2 separate regions of the Homo sapiens genome follow, and region 1 is linked to region 2. Evidence: chromatin contacts called from ENCODE Hi-C or POLR2A ChIA-PET data. All regions are on one chromosome and are shown on one strand. The core of a region is the stretch at or near the end of the contact, and the rest is flanking DNA. Distances in the headings are between cores, read along the strand shown. Region 1 overlaps DEF8 (differentially expressed in FDCP 8 homolog). Region 2 holds the start of TUBB3 (tubulin beta 3 class III).

Region 1 (7,410 bases), core at 118-2,617, 44 kb after region 2:
CACAGAGCCCTCCACACCCCTGGACCAGGGCATCCGGGCCCTAGAAATTCCACAGCTCCCGTCCTGGCCACCCTGGAAGCTCATCAGGCCAAGACCCGGACAGAGCTTCAGAGGAGTGTTGAGTGACACCTGAGGATGCGGCTGCACACACTCAGCCAAGGGCCGAGTCTCACCTGCGGTGGGGTGTCGGCTCTGCCTGGGGGCTCCATCCCTTTCAGCCACTCGTGGCCTTGGGGATTTCTGGTTGTCCCCAGCTGGGACTGTTCACAGTTGTCACCTGCAGACCTGCCTCTCCCTGGCCTGAGGTTCAAAGGCCTCATCGGATGGTCAGTACAGTGGGGTCACCTGTTGTTTCTATACAACAGCAGGGAAGGGGCCATGGAGCTTTTCCCTGCTGGGTGCTCCTGCTTTGGCCCAGCCCACCTTTCCTGGTGCTCCAAGCTAGGAGGCTGTGGCCCCAGCCTGAGGAGGGTGTCCTGGCCTCCAGGTGTGCAGCAGGGGCTGTGTGCTGGGGGAGGTTCCAGTTAGGCGATGGGATCCTGCAGTGGTCTGGTGGCATTTCTTGGAACCAGATTTACCTGAGGAGCTCTGTCCTGCTCCCTGTGGAGGGCTCCAGATAGCTCAGAAATGACCAGCCAATGGCCTTTTGTTTGGGGGCCTGAGGTCAAGAGAGCTGAGAGTATTCGCTCGACTGAGCACATTCAGGAAGATCAGGGCAGGCGTGTGGGAGGTCCCTCACTCCACGGGACAGAGGCCCCTGGGCAGCAGAGGAAACCTACAGCTCTGGGTGAGGGGACACTTGGCTTTGGTGTTTGCACTTTACAGATCCTGCGGTCCACGAGGGGCCTCAGGAGAGGACGTGTCAGGACGTGGCTTCCCAGCCTTCTGCCTTGGGCAGTGGGGGTGCTCCTGTCTGTCCTTTTCCCCCACACCCTGGACTGTGCTTGGCTGTTGGTGCACATGGTTGGCACACGGTGGGCAGAGGGCAGAGAATGCCACTGCTTGGTTATTGGTCCCCTTTGACCAGGAAACCCAAGAGGAGACACCTCAGTCAGCAGAAAGGCCACCTGGCTCACTGGCTCATTCCAGGAGTGGGAGAGACGGCAGGGTCTCCTCTTTGTCCTCCGGCATCAGGAAGGGGATGGTGTCCACTCCCCACTGTGGTGGCTTTAGGCAAGGTTCTTATTGTCTGCTCTGCCTCGGTTTCCCCATCTGGAAAATGGGGGCAGGGGTCCTGACCTACCTCAGGTGGAACGGTGAGCAGGGAACATGTCGGAGTCCTTCAGAGAATGTGATGTGAGGTTGGATCAACAGTGTGGGTTCCTGTCCTGTTTCCCCTTCCTCTTTGGGGCTGAGGAGGAGGTTAAAGGCCAAATGCTGTTTCCCAACACCCCAAAGTCTGCACACGTCTCATGAATGCATCACATTTCTGTCATATGGATATTAGCCATTCCGAAATCTGTGTAATCAACTTCACATTATTCAAGTTACAAATCACTGTGTCCATAGAAAAACTGTGCTGGTATTTGCTGGACAAAGGGTTGGGCCCCTTTTATTTTTACCTGCCACCCAGCATCTCCCCCACCTGCCCCTTCTGGGTGACACAGCCGGTAAACGGAATCACGTATGGTTCTTTCTGTGGGTCTGTGGCACAGCAGGAAGAGCCCGGTGCCGCCAGCACCTTGTGGAAGACCACACATGGGTGGTCCCACAGCATGGGACCAGGCTGGCCTGAGGGATGCCCAGTTGTAACAATGCTGCTGTCACTGTCTCATTAAATATACATCCTTTAGCCTGGTGTGTGTGTGGTGAATTGCGGACAAAGTAAGAGAAATTGGTCTGTTGACATACAAGTCATTTGCAGGCTTAGGAAAGACAGCCTTTGCCATCCAATGGGGTTGAATGTAATCTGGTGTGAGGCGAAGTAACATGTCCTGATTGGTTGGGAGAACTACCTGTGGTATCACACAGACGTGTTGAACGTCTCTGGGCCCAAGCTGTTCTCCGGCCTCCGCCTCCCGGGCCCAAGCTGTTCTCCGGCCTCCGCCTCCCGGGCCCAAGCTGTTCTCCGGCCTCTGTCTCCTGAGTAGCTGGGACTACAGGTGCATGCCACCATGCCCAGCTAATTTTTTGAATTTTTATTAGAGACAGGGTTTTACCATGTTGGCTAGGCTGGTCTCAAACTCCTGACCTCAGGTGATCCTCCTGCCTCGGCCTCCCAAAGTGCTGGCATTACAGGTGTGAGCCACGGCGCCTGGCCAGGCATTGATTTTTCTTAGTGTCCGATGTCCTTCCAGAAGGACATTCCCACCAGCAGTGTATGACAGTGCCCATTACCTATAGCCTCGACAGCAGATTGTGTTGTCATACCTTTCAATGCAGTGTGAGAAATGTATCTCTGTCATTTTAATTTGCATTTCTCTAATCATGAGTGAGGTCAAACTTTTCATATGTTTCAGGATCTATTTATGAATTATGTGCCCATTTTTTCGATTGGGTTCTTGGTATTTTTTCTTCTTAATCTGAGTTTCTCACATATTGGGAATATTAACCTGTTATTTGTGAGATGGAAATATTTTCTTTGTGAATTGCCATTTGACTTTGTGTTATTTTCTTTCCTATGGCAAAGTTTTACTTTGCTTACATTTTTATATGGTCACATTGATTAATATTTATTTCATCTAGGTTTTAATGTCTGGAAGGGCTAGTCTCCCCTTTGCAATTTTTCTTTTCCTTTTTTTTTTTTTTTTGAGATGGAGTCTCGTTCTGTTGCCCAGGCTGGAGTGCAGTGGTGTGATCTCGGCTCACTGCAAGTTCTGCCTCCCAGGTTCATGCCATTCTTCTGCCTCAGCCTCTGAGTAGCTGGGACTACAGGCGCCTGCCACCATGCCCGGCTAATTTTTTTTGTATTTTTTAGTAGAGACGTGTTTCACCTCGTTAGCCAGGACGGTCTTGATCTCCTGACCTCATGATCTGCCTGCCTTGACCTCCCAAAGTGCTGGGACTACAGGTGTGAGCCACCGTGCCTGGCCATTTTTTTGTATATTTTTAGTAGAGATGGGGTTTCACCATGTTAGCCAGGATGGTCTTGATCTCCTGACCTTGTGATCCTCCTGCCTCAGCCTCCCAAAGTGCTGGTATTACAGGCGTGAGCCACCGTGCCCGGCCTCAATTTTTCTTTTTTAAAAAACGTCTTCTGCTGGGCATGGTGGTTCACACTTTTAATCCCTGCACTTTTGGAGGTCCAGGCTAGAGGATCATTTGAGCCCGGGAGTTCCAGACCAGCCTGGGCAACACACAGACTCCTTCTCTACCAAAATAATTAGCTGGTGGTGGTGGCATGTGCCTGTAGTCCCAACACTCCAGAGGCTGAGGTATGAGGATTGCTTGAACTTTGGAGGTCGAGGCTACAGTGAACCAAGATTGTGCCACTGCACTCCAGCTTCGATGATGGAGCGAGACCGTCTCAAAGAAAAAAAGTTTTCCTGGCGATTCTTACACATATATGAGCTTTTAAAAGCATATATTTAAATAACATTTTAATGACAAAATTTGATGCTCTCAAGTATCAAAATGGAAATACCAACAGCAAGGTTTCCAGGGATGTCCAACACCACAGAGCAGGGAGGCCTGGCTGGGCCTCCACTGTTGAGGTCATCATGGTGCTTCCGCTTTATTCTGATTAACTTTTGGTTACACACATTGAAAAATGACCTAAGAGAGTTGTTTTGAGTGGCGCTTTTTCTCATTGTACAGCTCCTGCTAGCAGTTTACTGCAACACTGATTTCTCTGGAACCTCTCAGTTTCCAGTCATCATTAGGGCTGTTACTAGCAAGGACCTACAAGCCAGCCTCAAAATGTGAGAGGGCTGCCGACAGTCTTCCTGTGGTTAGCTGCCACAGTGCCCAGGGACCATCTTCCCTCTCCTCCTCCCCCACTGCCAGCTCCTGTTCCAGCCGCATCAGTTCCTCATTTGAGAGATCTTCTTCATGGGACTGCAGCAACTGGTCCACAGCAGCCTCAGCAACCTCTTCAAAGGCCACATTTCTGGCAAGGGTCACAATGTTTTTTTGAAGCTGTGCAATGTTATCTGCCTGGGAAAAACGCTGGGCCTGAACACACTCAGGCCAAATCTTCTTCCACATGCTGTTCATTAGTGCTGGTTTGAGCTCCTCCCATGCGATGGCCATGTCCACAGCATCCATGATGCTGTAGTTTCTCCAAAATTCCCTGATCATAGCTGTGTCCTCACCATCCGCTGCTTCTAGGATGTGCTGAAAAGTCCTTCTCAGATAATGAGCTTTCAAGGTCGAGATTACACCTTGACACGTGGTCCGGATTGAGTCAGCTGTACTGTCATGAAGGTATTATACTCTTGTACTTCTTTTTTTTCTTTTTTTTTTTTGAGACGGAGTTTCACTCCTGTTGTCCAGGATGGAGTGCAATGGCGCGATCTCGGCTCACCACAACCTCCGCCTCCCAGGTTCAAGCAATTCTCCTGCTTTAGCCTCCCGAGTAGCTGGGATTACAGGCCTGCACCACCACGCCCGGCTAAATTTGTATTTTTAATAGAGACGGGGTTTCTCCATGTTGAGGCTGGTCTCGAACTCCTGACCTCAGGTGATCCGCCCGTCTCGGCCTCCCAAAGTGCTGGGATTACAGGCGTGAGCCACCGCGCCTGGCCTGAAGGTATTCTACTCTTAGTTATCAGAAAGGTCGCTCAAATTTACAGAGTGGCATGACGCACTGTCTAGTATGAGCAGTGCTTTGTTGGTGAGATTATTTTGGGCACTGTATTTTTCAACGGCAAAAAAAGTAAGTGAACCATTCATGAAAGATGCTCCTGGTCACCCAAGCCTTTCTGTTGGAGCGCCAAATCACGGGCAAACTGGGCTTCAAGAACCCTTCAGAGCCTTGCGGGTTTCTGAGCGGTACACCAGTAAGGGCTTCAACTTAAAGTCCCCAGCTGCACTGCCACCAAGCAGCAGCATCAAGCGATCTTTGGATGACTTAAACCCTGGCTCAGCATTCTCTTCCTCGGAAATAAACGTTCCTTTGGGCATTCTCTTCCAATCAAGTCTCGTCTCATCTACGTTAAAGACACCTGGGGGGTGTACTCACCTTCTTCGATGATGCTTTTCAGCATTTCTGTGTACATGTCCTTGTTGCTGGGAGCTGCGCTGTTCATCTTGAAGTGGGGCAAACAGTGGCACTCCTTGAATCTCACAAGCCACCCTTGACTTGCATGAAACCTCTCCGTTTGAGAACCTTCGCCATGTTCACGCTGTAAGTCATCAAACTCAGCCTTCTCCTGAACGATGGCGGCGCTCAAGGTCGCATTTGGCTGGCTCTGGTCTTCCAGCCACAAGCTCAGCAGCTGCTCCATGCTCTCCATCACTGCACTTCGATGGCGAGTCAACCGAGAGGCTCTCAGAGGAGTAGCTATTTGTGAACTCGCTTTGATTTTTTCTTTACTATCTCGAATGGTCGCCACTGTAGAGATAGCAAGATCTAAGGCCTTTGCGATCTGACTGAGCTTCTCACCCGCTTCAAATCGTCGTAACACTTCCAATTTGAGGTCAAGGGTAATCGCTTTCCGTTCCCTTTTGGCACTAGGGATGACAGTTGCATCTGTGGGCCTTTCCCCAGGCATTTCTGCCTCCAAAATGTCAGAAAATCACAGCGGTCTCAAGCGCAAGAACGCTGTGGTTCCTCTACGTCCCCTTGCAGAACTCGGTCAACAGAAAACGAGGCTGCGAAGAGGCTCAGGCTGATGTCCTGGAGACGTGGACGGGTCCCCATGGGCAGGCCCAGCCCCACTGCCTAGCCCAGCTGCTGCTTCACTGTCCACTCCGAGGAGGCCGCGCGGGTCTCCCGGTACCGCTCGAAGTCCGCGTGTTGGGGCCGTGCGGCCGCAGGCACATACAAGCGGCCTGGGTCCTGGGGCTCCAGAGAACAACCGACCAAGCAGACAAACGGAACTCCGTGAGGGGGACACTGCGGCAGAAACGTCCAGGGGCGGTTTTCCAGTGCAGCGGAGGGCGGACCGGGCGGGTGTTGTTTCGGGAGCTGCTTTCCATGGAGGACCCCAGAAATAAGTGTTGATGCCGATGCCCGATTTAAGATAAGTCTAAAGGCGCTGGCTATCCCCTTAGGGCCCAGCTGTCTGGGCAGGGCGAGGCTGCGCTGGCGATCAAACCCTCGAACGGTCAGGCGACGGCGTGGACACCCAAGACGGGGCCCCAGCCGGCGCCGCGCCCCTGCCGCGCCTGCGCGAGTCCTCCCTGCGCTCGCGGGGCCCTAGGACCGCTCTCCCATTGCGCATGCGCGCGCCCGGGCGGCGCGGGATCTGGGTCTGGGGATGTGGTACCGGCTGCTGGCGGCGGCCGGCAGTAGAGCGGTGGCCAGGCCGCTGGCCTTGCTGTGGCGATGTGGTGGCCCAGGAGGCGGCAGGACGGCCAAGACCAGCGCGAGGGCCCTGGGCAAGGCCCGACAGGTGAGCGGGGAGGCGCTCTCCGCCGGTGCCGGGCGGCTGGTCTGCTCTGGACGCCGCGTGACGCCATTCGCCTGCGCCGGCCGCGGGGGAGCGCGGGAGGGCGGCGGCCCTGACCTGGTCCGCGCAGTGAGGCCGACAGCACCTGGCCAGAGCTTCCCGCCCCCCCGCCTCCTCCGTCTCCAAACTCCTGCTCTTCTCCTCGCTACCTCTTCCACCCACTTCTTGCGGAATTCCCGCTGTTTACTGGATGCCCGGTCCCCTCGGACATCGGAACCGGGACCTCCAGCCTCCTTGCTCGGCTTTGTAAAGCGCCGGGCGTTGAGCGATTTGCGCTTGAGTCCCACCTCCTCGCGAACCAGCTTTGTGGCCCCGCGTGCCAGCCCGTGTCCTCCTGGGCTCGGCGGCGTTCGGCTTTATCCACCTCGCAGTTACTCAGTGAACCAGACACGATAAGAGGCGTGAAAGGGTTTTGCAAACTGTTCTTTATACAGCGACCAGTCACTGTCGTTAACAGCTAATGCTGAGAGCTAAGGGCTTTACGCGGATTATCTAAGTCTTATACCCGCCCTATAGGTAGATATCGCTATAACCCTATTGTTATTTATTATATTATTTTTAAAAATTTGGGAGCGGGGCCGGAGTCTCGCTGTGTTGTCTAGGCTGATCTCGAACTCATGGGCACAAGCGATTCTCCTTTCTCAACCTCTGGAGTAGCTGGGACTACAGGCTTGAGCCACCGTGCCCTGCTCATAACCCTGTTTTATAGGGTTAGGGTCTAAGACCGGAATATTCTGCATTTTAAGATTGCTTTATTTTTGTATTGATACATCCCAGTGAGCAGCAGTAACGTTGAATTGTTTTTCTAATGCAGAGTTTTTGAATTTTGATCCCAGAAAGCTGTCATGGTTTTCAG
Region 2 (3,858 bases), core at 1,359-3,858:
GGAGGTGAAATCCCTGCCTCAGGCCAAGGGACCAGGTTTGCAGGAGCCCCCCTAGTGGTATGGGGCTGAGCCCTCCTGAGGGCCGGTTCTAAGGCTCAGACTGGGCACTGGGGCCTCAGCCTGCTTTCCTGCAGCAGTCGCCCAAGCAGACAGCCCTGGCAAATGCCTGACTCAGTGACCAGTGCCTGTGAGCATGGGGCCAGGAAAGTCTGGTAATAAATGTGACTCAGCATCACCCACCTTAGCCCCTTCCAGAAAGTGCTTGAAGTTTGCGGGTGGAGGGATGGGGGAGGGGAAGGTGGGCAGGGGTGAGAGTCGAGAGGGAAGAAAGGAGTCCCGGAAAACGTGGCTGCCTCCCCAGGTGAGGAAGCCACAGCCCCAGAGGCCCCAAATGCCTGGGGAGTGTGGAGGTCCCAACCAGGCTTGCGCTGACCCTGCTTCTCGGTTTTCTCTCCGTGCTGACAAACCCCAGCCTAGAGGAAGGACGAGCAGGTGCAGCAGGGCCCCAGTCCCCTCCACTCTTGACGCTGTCCTAGCTGCAGAAGAGGCGGGTTCCCAGCCTTCCCTGTGACCACATGTGACCTCAGCCGGGACACATCCCTTTGCTGGCCCTGGCCCTGAGTCCCTCCAGCCATGATGAGCCGTGAATGGGACCATCCCTGTCCACTCTGAGATGCCTGGAAGGGGGCTCAGTGCAGGTGGGCTGGGGGCTGGGTCTGCTGTCTGCCCAGCACTGCCATTCTGGGAGTAGGCAGGTGGGGAAGGGGTCGGGGGTGGAGGGTCTGTGTTCAGCCAGTCCTGGGAAATGCTTGATGTGAGGCTTCTGAAGATGGCAGTGAGGCAGAGGCCCAGCCGGCGGAGAAGTCCCTGGGAGTGAGTACCTGGGGATGAACTATGCTGCCTGGTGCTGGGGAGCAGTGGCGCCCCTGGGCCATCCCTCTGCTGAAACCTGGGCGTCTCGCTGAAGAGACCACCTCCATTTCCTCTGCAGAGACTGAGCACTCAGTCAGCCCCCTTCCTGGGACAGGCTCAATGGAGGCTGCAGGGCCATCAGCCGACTCCTACGCAGGCTCAGTCAGCAGCCCCCTGGCCAGCCCCACCCCTGACTGCCGGCCTCAGAACTGGGAGCTGCTTCCTGGCAGGGCCCGCCTCTGCTGGGAGACCGGACGGTGAGTCAGCCTTAAGCCCGGCACCAGACCCCTCTGAGGATGGAGCAGGAGCTGGCTGCCCTGAGGCTGCAAAACTTCTTCCCTCGTGGAGACAGGGAGGCACCTCAGACACTCACCCCGGACTCCCTTGAACAGGGACAGGGAGGAACCCCAGGCAGCTAGACCCCAGCAGCAGCCACACGAGCACACTGTGGGGCAGGGAGGGGCATCTCTTGAGAACAAAAGATCCATTTCTCGACTTTCCAAACTGGAGAGCTTCTTGAGAGAAAAGAGAGAGACAGGTACAGGTCCACGCCACCCACACACAGCCCTGTGCACACAGACCGGACACAGGCGTCCACAGGCAAGTTCGCAGCTGCTCATTTTGTGAAGTGAATGCTGATTTGGGGGCCGGGTGGGGTTCGTCTGTACATCGTGCACTGTCAGACCCTTCCTGAAGGATTTTTGTTACTGAAGTATCAGAAGGCCCTTGTTCTAAGGTGGTGGCACTGTAATATCTGGCCCAGGAGGAGGTCAGTGCCGTGCCGGCGAGTCCTTTGCTCCCTTCCTTCTCTGACCAGTAAACGCATCTCCAGTCGCTCCCCCGAGGCCCCCCTGCACGCAGTCTCCGACCTCAGAGAGTGAGTCAGATAGAAGCCGCTGCCCACCCTCCCCCACCCTGGCCGGGTTCTTGCCTGGCTTGTGCGTCCTTGTGACAATTCCTGACACGGATGCGCACCGGGCAGTGGCACGTCCAGGTGCTGTGCGCGCCCGGGCCCACAAAGCTCCTTTGGACGCTCATGGCAGCCCCTTGGTGGAGGAGGTCGGGTGCCCACCCCCTCCCCGCCCACTGCGGAAGCCGGCGACCCACGGAGCTCGCTCTCGGCCGCCGCCACCCCTCTGTGTTCGCGCCCTTCCGAGCTCTGATCCGACGCTTTGTTTCTTCTCAGTGGGTTCAGGGCCTGGGCCAGCCTTTACCTACCTCCCCCACCCAAAACCGGCAAAAGCTCAGAGCACCTTGTCTGCCAAAAGACAGGGAGCTGGGATGGTGCGGGTTGGTCTCTAAACCGGCGTGGGGAAAAAAGACCCTCCGTACAAAGCCGCAGGGTGGGGCTGTCGCAAGGGCGGAACCGAGAGGGTAGCTGGGGGCGGGGTTCCCAGGGCCAAGAGGGGCCATTGTCCTCCCTGGAGCCCGGCGCCCCCACAGCCAGCTCCTCTGGGAGACAGCCCCTCCTTTCGAATGCGCGGGGCCCTCAGACCGCGCCCGGCCCAGCGCTGGGGGATCCTTGGCTGCGGGAGGGGCGCCGCATTGCGCGCGGCGGGCGGGGACGCGCGGTGCGGAGCCTGCGGGCCGGGCGGGGCTCTGCGGCGGCGCCTCCCGATTGGCCACCCGCGGTGACATCAGCCGATGCGAAGGGCGGGGCCGCGGCTATAAGAGCGCGCGGCCGCGGTCCCCGACCCTCAGCAGCCAGCCCGGCCCGCCCGCGCCCGTCCGCAGCCGCCCGCCAGACGCGCCCAGTATGAGGGAGATCGTGCACATCCAGGCCGGCCAGTGCGGCAACCAGATCGGGGCCAAGGTGAGGCTGCGCGCCCCGGCCTGTCCCGGGCCCCGGGGCGGGAGGAGGGAGGCGCCGTGCCCCGCGGGCCGCACCTCCAGCTGCCCCCGCCCCTGCGAACCTGCAACAAAGGGATGCGCCCAGCGCCGCGCCGGGCGGCCGGGACGCGGGGCCCCCGCCCTGGGACTCTCGCCTGCACCTCTCTGCCCCTGCCCAGGTGACCTCGGGCTGTCGAGGCGCAGCTCACGTCAGTCGCGAAGCCTCAGCCCCCTCCACACCTGCGCCCCCTCCACACCTGCACCCCCTCCACCGGGCCTCCGCAGGTGCAGCTGGGAGCCCTGTCTGGGCGTGGCCCTCTTTTTTGGGGCCGCGGCATAGCCTTGAGTGAGACGGGTGGGGTAGGCAGGTTTGGGTGGGGTGGGGGGTTCTCCTCACAGCCGTGATTTCCTCGGCCCGAACCCCCCACTGGAGTAGCCGAACGTCCCCCGAGAGGCTAGAGCCGCCCCGATTTCCCCAGCCTGCTCCGACACCCCTCGGCGTCCTAGCTCCACCCTGTCCCTTTGTTGGAGGGGTTGGGCCTGGACTCGAGATGACCTTGGTCCAGGACCAGGCTCTCCATCGGCGCAGCCGCTCCTGGGCAACCCCCGCGGGGCTTGACCGCGCCCACCCAGGGTCTACCAGTCTGGGGATTGGATGTGGGAACAAAGCCGGGCTGTGGGGTGTGGAGGCTGCACCGTGGCGCGCCCCTCCCTCCATTGTTAGCCCACCTCGCAGATGTTGGGGCCACGCAGAAAGGGGCGTTGGTGCAGCTGTGCAGGGACCCCTGCCTAAATCATTAAGGGGACGTCGTGTCCCCTGGTCCTGGGAGGCTGTCCCTGGCCCAAGGTCACACAGCAGGTGCGAGAGAGCTGGGCTGGCCCTTGGTTCTCATCCCCTGCAGGAGCCAACCTGGGGCTCGGGCGGGGCGGGTTGGGGGCGCTGCTTGCCAAAGGATCTGCCCTCCGAACAGTGTTGGGGAACAGGGGATCGGGGGGGGAGGCTGGCTTTGTCAGGACCAAGGCCAGGGACCCAGCTCAGGGCTGGTGCAGCGCTGATTCTGGGAAGGAGGGGGTGCAGGAGACGGTCCTGGAGGGGAAGGGGCCAGAGAAAGGCAG

What was found. A loop is a pair of places that touch in the nucleus more often than their neighbours do. ChIA-PET counts read pairs that join two places held with the same protein, here RNA polymerase II (POLR2A). Pooled maps may share reads with other maps.
Region 1: a loop to region 2 is called in a map of cardiac septum, with 2.2 times the contacts of the local background. The contact joins the enhancer-like site here to the promoter of TUBB3 in region 2. A Hi-C loop is called at or near these places in 13 of 168 maps with a recorded cell type or tissue (A673, B cell, CD8-positive, alpha-beta T cell and 10 more), 18 of 37 single-sample maps with no recorded cell type and 25 of 50 pooled maps. POLR2A ChIA-PET finds 5 or more read pairs at or near these places in 26 of 52 experiments (A549, A673, AG04449 and 21 more).

What each region holds. Positions count from the first base shown.
Region 1 is chr16:89,966,269-89,973,678 of GRCh38, forward strand. DEF8 (differentially expressed in FDCP 8 homolog) reads left to right here. Exons shown (of 13, transcript NM_001242818.2): 13 at 1-1,792. It also overlaps the pseudogene CENPBD1P and the pseudogene AFG3L1P. Among named protein-coding and RNA genes, the nearest start is that of SNORA119, 17 kb to the left of the region's middle. RefSeq lists enhancers at 5,990-6,049, 6,360-7,343 and a silencer at 6,190-6,669. Within about 2 kb of position 1,368, at least 2 of the 41 ENCODE cell types and tissues checked have a DNase peak (open chromatin) inside an H3K27ac peak, as active enhancers do.
Region 2 is chr16:89,920,734-89,924,591 of GRCh38, forward strand. TUBB3 (tubulin beta 3 class III) reads left to right here and starts at 2,609. Exons shown (of 4, transcript NM_006086.4): 1 at 2,609-2,725. The coding sequence starts at 2,669. It overlaps MC1R (melanocortin 1 receptor), which reads left to right. Exons shown (of 1, transcript NM_002386.4): 1 at 1-239. RefSeq lists enhancers at 1-435, 1,322-2,205, 2,128-2,422 and silencers at 2,276-2,365, 2,386-2,535, 2,616-2,865.